Regions from separate parts of the Homo sapiens genome. Here region 2 is linked to region 1. A link is an interaction called in ENCODE POLR2A ChIA-PET data of the cell type or tissue named here. Cell type or tissue: OCI-LY7. All regions are shown on one strand. Links, peaks and the distances in the headings refer to the core of each region. The heading gives the core; the rest is flanking DNA. Region 1 overlaps APBB1IP (amyloid beta precursor protein binding family B member 1 interacting protein). Region 2 has its middle 13 kb from the start of APBB1IP.

What was found. ChIA-PET counts read pairs that join two places held together with the same protein. Peaks named below come from ENCODE experiments on the same cell type or tissue, not always from the same donor. Only the 100,000 strongest peaks of a DNase experiment are listed, where the experiment ranks them.
Region 2: POLR2A ChIA-PET joins it to region 1 with 5 read pairs; 9 of 35 experiments call an interaction of 5 or more read pairs at or near these places.

The regions. Positions count from the first base shown.
Region 1 is chr10:26,479,705-26,484,103 of GRCh38, forward strand. The region is part of intron 2 of APBB1IP (amyloid beta precursor protein binding family B member 1 interacting protein); the gene reads left to right. Among named protein-coding and RNA genes, the nearest start is that of APBB1IP, 44 kb to the left of the region's middle. In OCI-LY7, for the core only: a CTCF peak has its summit at 1,823; DNase peaks (open chromatin) are centred at 207, 1,417 and 2,637; H3K4me3 peaks cover 3,030 bases; H3K27ac peaks cover 4,000 bases.
Region 2 is chr10:26,422,708-26,427,106 of GRCh38, forward strand. No RefSeq gene overlaps it. Among named protein-coding and RNA genes, the nearest start is that of APBB1IP, 13 kb to the right of the region's middle. In OCI-LY7, for the core only: no CTCF peak of the experiment used is centred there; no DNase peak of the experiment used is centred there.

The DNA of each region.
Region 1 (4,399 bases), core at 147-4,146:
GCTGCATATTCTTTTACCTTCTCTTCCTATAGGGAATAAATTTGAAATACAATTTTCTGTATAGATGATTTAGTGTCTCCTCCAGCATGGCTGATCAAAATTAATTTTTAGGATTGAGAGTTGAGAAGAAGTTGACTTTTGCTTGACAGCTCTAGATGGTAATGCCTCCTCTGTAACTTCCTCTGTGGTTTCTAGCTCTGGCGGTACTTCTTGCCAGTGAACAAGGCCTCAGAGAAGTGCAGCCTTTGTTCTTACTAACATGGCACCCTGTGGCATCCAAAGGCCCAGGCGACAGCTGGACTGTTTGGCCAGGACCACAGAACCATCAGTTCCCACCACCCTCCCAAATCCTGAGCTGGAGCTGGGGGTGACATAAGGTAGCCAGGAAGCTTGGATCAAGGTGACCCCGGGCAAGGAGCAGAGCAGAGCGTTTCCTTCAGATCTTCTCCTTGGATTGGGACATGAGATCTAATGTCCACGAAATGCATCATGGGAGGGCTTTTGCTGGACTCCAAGTAAAGTGGAGATAGTGCTGGTAGTCGCCTGACCCCACTCCAAGACCTAGGAACCCTGACCCAGGTGACCTCCCAGCAACAGAACAGTGTTGTGTTGTGTGCTGCTGCTGGGGTGCCAGAGGAGACATGTGGCATCAGAAGGGTCCTGCAAGTGAGAAGCCCTGAAATGTAAGCTTCTTTGTTGGCTTCAAGGTACATTGGCCTCTGTGAGGAGGAAAACCAGGAAAGAAAACTGTCAGGAAAGCCAAGTGAAGAAAATATTTCCAGGAGGGAGTGATCAATAATATTAAAGGCTGTATAAGATGCTGACTGGGAACTAACCATTGGATTTCACAACAGAGAGATCATTGGTAATCTCTTCTTTCAAAATAACTTTAATATTGGAATGGTTGAGCTGCTTCTTTTTTTTTTTTTTTTTTTTTTTTTTGGTAAACATGGGATTTCCCCATGTTGCCCAGGCTGGTCTCTAACTCCTGGGCTCAAGTGATCTGCCTACCTCGACCTCCCAAAGTGCTGGGATTACAGGCATGAGCCACCATACACCACAGATTGTTGGTAATCTTGGCACACAGTTTGGTGACATAGTGCAAACAAAAGTCCAGTTGAGATAGATTCATGAGAAAATAAAGACAAGTAGGGGACAGTGAATTGACCTAACTATTCACAGGACTTTTGTTTCTAAAAAGAAATGTTCATGATTTTTATTTATTAATACAACATGATAAACAGAGTATTTTCTATTTGTATCTCTTCAAAAAATTCTAAATTGCATTGTCCCTCTGGTTTTAGGTCACAGTAGGTCCTAAATACAAAAGCAGTTCCCCATTCCTTATATAGACACCCAAAGTAGAAAAAAAAAGGGAACTTAAAATAATCTAGAGACTTGGCACTCTCTTTCCAACCCGTGGGCATCCAAGTGAAACTAGTCTACAACTTGTCTCCCAGAGCTGGAGGCCAGACAGACAGATGGAAGTGGGGATGTTGGGTTCATATGTGCTGACCTCTGTTGTCCTGTGTCAAGTGTTCTTGCACTTGAGTCCTGGGGAACATTTTTGGGTGTTGTTCAGTTCTCTCACTTTTTTCTAACTGAAGCTTGACTTAGCAGAGTGTCCCCACCTTGTCCCACCCACTTATTTCCAAATTGCTTTGATTTTATGCAAAACATAAATTTTTCACTAACTTTATGGTTTGCATAAAATCACAGCAATTTGGAAATAAGCACATTTAAAAATTGTATCTTTTATTTTTTGTTTTGTTATTTTTGTTTTTATTTTTTAATTTTAGAGACAGGGTCACACTTTGTCACTCAGGCTAGAGGGCAGTAGTGCTGTCATAGCTCACTGTAGCCATGAGCTCTTGCGCTCAAAGGATTCTCCCACCTCAGCCTCCTGAGTAGCTGAGACCACAGGTGCGCACCACTATGCCCAGCTAATTTTTTTGGCAGAGGGGATAGAGATGGGGTCTTGCTATATTGCCCAGGCTGGTTTTGAACTCCTGGCCTCAAGTGATCCTCCCACCTCTGCCTCCCAAAGTGCTGAATTTCAGGTGTAACCCACCGCACCTGGCCTAAATCATATTTTTTAAAATGTGGTAGCCCATCTCATTACGTGTGTGTGTGTGTGTGTGTGTGTGTGTGTGTGTGTGTGTGTCTTTACTGCAAAATTCTAAGACTTTTCAAAGCACTCTCTTAGTATTTTTTTAAATTACTGAAATAAATCATTTCATTTAATGATTAGTTTTTTATTTAAAATGTTATTTACAGGTAACTTTTGCCATGACAATATTGCTTACAAAAGGACCCTGTTGTCTTGGCTGTCCCTTCTGTGTGACCCTACCTATGTATATACACATGTCCATATGAATTTTGTTTGTGACTCACTGCATATTAGTCTGAATTGATCATATGACCACAGTCATTGTCCTTTTGATTCAGTAACTACTTGCTAGCCTATTAAGATTTTCACCGATCTCAGGGGTACAGTGCAAAGTTGGTTAAGTTGGCCCAAGAGGTTTCTTCACCTTAGTTCTCTGTTGAGTGAATTATTTGATATAATCCGTAACTTTAGAGATGCTTCTGTTTCCTGTTTTACGCTACACAGAAGCCTCGGCTTCCCCTTTCTCCTCCCTCAAACGTTGCAAGAACCTTTAACCATATGCTGTGTTATTCTGTGAACCACTTCCTCTTGATAAAACGCTTTCATTGCATTTTGAAAAAATACAACACTGAAGGAATCAGGTAAAATTCAATATTCTAAGTTATTTTCAATCACACTGTACACAGGTGACTTCACAGTTTCCACCAGCATTTGCGAGCATCCGAATTCTGTAGTGCGTATTTCATCCTAAGGGCAATCCCATTCATAAGCTTTTTAAAATTTTTTTCTCCTCTTTTGTATCTGTAGTTGTAATATGTCTACTGATTTATTTCCTAGAAAAAAATGTTGCCAGATGGTTTCTAATTAAAAAATAATAAAAATATCAAAGCAAATTGATACTTGGAGAGCCTCAGATTTTTGAAACTTATTTCTCATCAATTCCAGTTCTATTTTAGTTTTGGCAATCTAGTAATAAACTCAAAACACTGTAGGGTAAAAAAACAACAGTCCCTGTAACTCCAGCACTTTGGGAGGCTGAGGCGGGCTGATCACCTGAGGTCAGGTGTTTGAGACCAGCCTGGCCAACATGGTGAAACTCTTTCTCAAGTGAAAAAAAAAAAAAAAAATTAGCTGGTCATGGTGGCCGGTGCCTGTAATCCCAGCTACTTGGGAGGCTGAGGCAGGAGAAACTCTTGAACTGGGAGGTGGAGGTTGCAGTGAGCCGAGATCACACCATTGCACTCCAGCCTGGGCAACAAGAGCAAAACTCCATCTGATAAAAAAAAAAAAAAAAAAAAAAAAGCAGTCAATACTAGGATACAAACATTTTTCTTTAACTGTCTTTAACATAGAAAGATGTACAGTATGCAGATAAATTCATTGAAGAGAAGAAATACAGCTGAGGAAAACCCACACAGAAAAATCTTCCAGAAATTTGTTTAAGCCTCCAATCATGTCTGGGATCAATAAATATTTGATGACTGACTTACTTTGTGTAAACTCGATCGATTTACTTATCTCTGGATGCCTCAGTTTTCTCATCTAAGATGAATATAAAAGTGTTTTCATTTCACCTAGGGTGTGAGGATGGATTTAATCAGTCAATGCACGTAACGCACCAGGACAATCCCTGGCATGGAATGAGAACACCTAATAGTTATTCGCTGTTATTTTTATTATTATCAGGCAGGTAGAGAGCAAGGGGAGATTTCTCTCTCTCTCAACCCCAGCCATGCACAGAAGCAATTGAGTGAGGAGTTTTCTTCTTGGTAGACAGACAGGTAGCAACTTCTCTGGTTAATACTGAAGGCTAATTCTAACCTTCCTGAACTTCATTGACTGTGTCTCATTTTAATAATTGCAAAGTCATTTTTATACCTCCTCTGTTGTTTCATTTTTTTATCATTATTTATTTTGAGTCAGGGTCTTGCTCTTTTGCTCAGGCTGGAGTGCAATAGTGCAATCATGAGTCACTTCAGCCTTGAACTCCTGGGCTCAAAGAATCTTCCTGCCTCGGCCTCCTGAATAGCAGGGACTACAGGCGCATGCCAATATGACTGGCTAATTTTTTTATTTTTTGTAGAGACAGGGTCTTGCTCACAAATATTCTGTTTTGTCTTTTCTTTTCATTCTCAGTGCTCTGAAATTTTCATTCTGTTATTGGTATTAGTATCTTAGTCCAAGTAAAGACTAAGCATAACTAAAAGTACAGCTGAAACGGTGAAATTTGCAACCATTCAAATTAGCTTAGACAACCCGTGAGTTTGTAATATCTTAATACGGTGCTAT
Region 2 (4,399 bases), core at 252-4,251, 57 kb before region 1:
CCAGCACTTTGGGAGGTTGAAGTAACAAGATCACTTGAGGCCAGGAGTTTGAGACCAGCCTGGGCAATATAGGAAAAATTCCATCTCTACAAAAAATAAAATAATAAAATAAAATAAGCCAGACCTGGTGGTCAGGAGGCTGAGGCAGGAATATTCCTTGAGCCCAGGAGTTGGAGGCTGAGTGAGCTATGATGGTGCCACTGCACTCTACTCTGGGTAACAGAGCAGGACTATATCTCTAAAAAAGAAAAAATTATAAATAATTTTTTTAAGATATTGGCTAAGACATCAGTATTTTTAATAGTTACCCTGGTGGTCCTACTGCGCACCCAGAGTTAAGAACCACACTGGATGAAACGAATGGTCCATTTTAATAGAGGAGGTATTTTTAAGTAAAGATGTTATAGCCTGCCTTTTCACACATTTTACAGCCCTAAACCACCTTTTACTAAATTTGGTCTTTCATACAAAAGCTGACTGGTGGTAGCTGCCATTTGCCACCACTGTGTGAAAGGAAATGAGGGTGGGAGAAGAAGTTCTTCAGGCCTTGCTAGGATTAATTCTAAGTAAGCAGGAATCGAATAGTAAAAATCCAGTCATCTCAAAATATCCAAAGAACTCTTACAAACTCATCAATAACACAATAAAGCCAAGTAAAAATGGGCAAAACATCTGCAGATAGTAATTAAGCATATGAAGAGATGCTGAACATCATTTGTCATTAGGAAAATGCAAATTAAAGCAACAATGAGATACCATCACACACCCATTAGAATGGCTTGAATCTGAAAAAGCCACAACAGCAATTGCTGGTGAGAGTGCAGAGCAACAGGAGCTCTCATTTATTGTTGGTGGGGATGCAAAATGGTACAGCCACTTGGGAAGACAGTTTGGCAGTTTCTTACAAAACTAATCATAGTCTTCTTATATGATCCATGTAGAAAGTAAAAGTTCCTCTTCAAAGTTTCCCTTCTTGTTAAAGAATAAATCATAAGTGTTAAAAATAATAGCTTATTTTAAAAACTAACTTCCTTTAAGCATTCTTGCTTTGTGCTAATAACTGTTTGGTAAGTAAGCCCTGTCCTATGTAGCTGTTAAACATGCTCGCAGGCATGTAGTACATTCTATGTCCTTGTACCTTAACCAAGATATTTGTGCTGGACATGCTCACGGGCATGTTCCAGCTTGCAGCCTATGCCCCTTCCTTTTTTGGCATAAGCAACTTCCTCTTTTCCTTTGTCTTTCCATTACTTTCACCTATTTAGAAAAGTTTAAACTGTTAGCCAATTGGGTTTTAGTTTAGATTGTGAGGTCTGGCTCCAGCCAATGGCGACAGGACACAGTAGCAGGGACAAACTGTGTAAGGGATAAAAATTGCTTCCTTCCTTTGTTCAGGTGTGCTCTAGCCATTGTTACATCTGCAATGAGCACCCTTTCTGCAGAAAGTAAAATTGGCCTTGCTGAGAGAATTACATTTATGTTAGAGTGCAGCACCAGGGAACAAGCATTCCATTTTTAAATAAACATTTTACATAGAACAATCCAGCAATTGCACTCCTAGGAATTTACCCAGCTGATTTGAAAACTTATGTCCACACAAAATCCTGCGTGTGAATGCTTATAGCAGTTTTATTCATAATGACCAAAAACTGGGAGTAACCAAGATGTATTTCTGTTAGGGGAGCAGGAGCCTAGGATGACGCCTTTTCTTTCTTTTTTTTTTTTTTAGAAAGAGTCACCCAGGCTGGAGTGCAATGGTGCACGATCTTGGCTTACTGCAACCTCTATCTCCTGGGTTCAAGTGATTCTCCTGCCTCAGCCTCCTGAGTAGCTGGGATTATAGGTGCACACCACCACACCAGGCTAATTTTTGTATTTTTAGTAGAGATGGGGTTTCACCATGTTGTTCAGGCTGGTCTCGAACTCCTGACCTCGTGATCCACCCGCCTCAGCCTCCCAAAGTGCTAGGATTACAGGTGTGAGCCACAGTGCCCGGCCGACAACATTTTTAAATCACCTCCATCTTAAAACTAGCAGGGTGACACCATTTTAAAATCTCCTTCATCTTAAAACTAGCAAGGAACATTGCTTACTGGTCACTTACAAAGCTAAGGAGGTAACTTGGTAATGCCTGCAAGAACAAACTCCTACAGCAACAGGAAGTCCAGAAGTTCCAATAGCCATAACAAGATAGGCTTTCAGGATAACTATAGTTATGCTTTGATGTACTTACACACTAAACTGTCAAGATAGTTTTCTTTAAATCAATCAAATAATAAATTCTATCATGCTGTCAGCCAACCCACACACAGGCACAGCTTAGTTTAGTCTTGTCATAGACAAGACCTCTACATAAGAAAAATCTCAAATAAAGATGGTGCATTCCTCTGTTTGCTTTCTGAGGACATCCTACTCTGTATCTGAGTAGCTTTCAATAAAACAACTTTTTTCACTGCATTCTGCAACTTGCCTTGAATTCCTTTTTGTGTGAGATCCAAGAACCCTCTCTTGGAGTCTAGCTCAAGACCCCTTTTCTGGCTTCCTATAGATGAATGGATAAACAAACTGCAATATATTTATATAATCAAATATTAGTAAGTAGTAAAAAGGAATGAGCTATCAAGCCGCACAAAGACATGAATAAATCCTCAATGCACATTGCTAAGTGAATTAAGCTGGTCTGAAATGGTTACATGCTGTATGATTCCAATTCCATGACATTCTGGAAAAGGCAAAACTAAAGATGTGGTAAACAAAAGGGTAAAATATGCTATTAAAAGGTAAATGTTGGCCAGGCACGGTGACTGATGCCGCTTTGGGATCCCAGCACTTTGTAATCCCAGCACTTTGGGAGGCCGAGGCAGGCAGATGACTTAAGGTCAGCAGTTCAAGACCAGTGTGGCCAACATGGCAAAACCTCATCTCTACTGAAAATACAAAAATTAGCCAGGTGTGGTGGCGTGCCTGTAATCCCAGCTACGTGGGAGGTTGAGGCATGAGAATCGCTTCAACTTGAGAGGCGGAGGTTGCTGTGAACTGAGATCATGCTACTGAACTCCAGCCTGGGTGACAGAGCAAGACTCTGTCTCAAAAAATAAATAAATAAATAAAAGAAATAATAATAATAAAGATAAGTATTCACCTGTCTTCTGGATAAATGTGGGCTTGCTTGTTTTTACATGACTTGCCACCCCACCCATCTGACTTTTTGAAATCATATTTTTCTGAATGTTTGCCACTATTTCAATGTTTGCCACAGCTGTTCTTGAACGAAAAATGTTAATAAAGTAATATCTGCCCTAAAAACTGATTATCCAACCTTTGCTGACTTGCATTTATTATTAAAAGACAAATCTGCATTTATCATCAAAGACAAATTGTTTTTGCTAATTGATTATTAGCAAATGTGTTAGTTAATACCCACTGGGTAATATATCTTGTGACCCGACTTCCAGGGCCAGAGCTGATCAGAACAGGAAAAGGATACCTAATCCAGTCAGATGCTCACTCCTAGGAATTTGGAAGTGGAACACAGGGACTTGCTTCAGTCCCAGTTGGTGTTTGAGATGAGACATGAGGTCAAGCTGGACTGGGTGGCTGAATGGGTGCCCAGGGCTCATCATCCCCCTTGCAAGGGTGCTAACTACTGACTATTCATAGCTGAGATCCTCCCCAGAAATCACCCTTGACCAAAGGGATTCACTTTGTCTAAAGATATGTCCCTCTCACCAGGGACAGCCAGCATCCAATGGCTGGTCAACGCGCACAGTTCAAAGTCTGGCCTAGAACTCCGTATAGAATTGGCTGGAGCCTCCGTTGCTGCTGCATCATAGTTTAATTTCTCCCAGTATCCAATCCTTCTTCCTGCCCTACTTTACATATATTGTTCCTGAAAGCTCTCCTAGGGAACATTCTGCACCATCTCCATCTCCACAAGTATGGAGTCCAGGAAACCTGATCCAGGGCAATGGCTGTGGTAGACCAGAGAAAGCTGATCTGCAGAAAAAGGATAAAAAGGTTGGGCAGAGAATATTAGAGAATATTAGATATCAATCATGTGAGCACACAAAGAAAGAGAGATGGAGAGACTCCCTGGGGGTCCTGGAGTTCTTGGTTTCATCCCTCGAGACCTGGCTATCCTTCCTGCTGTTCCATGAGCTATCAGAGCTTCTCTCCAATAACTTCCCTTTTTGCTTGAGCCCGTTTGAATGGATTTTGATCCTGGCAAATCAAACAATCCCCATGTGTTTTGTACTTTTAATCAATTATACTAGGTAGTCATGATAACTGGTTTACAGACACATGCTCTGGGGAGAGACAGTGTATGCATATACAGTTGACCCTTGAACAACATGGCTTTGAACTGCATGGGTCCATTTACACATGAATTTTCTTTTCT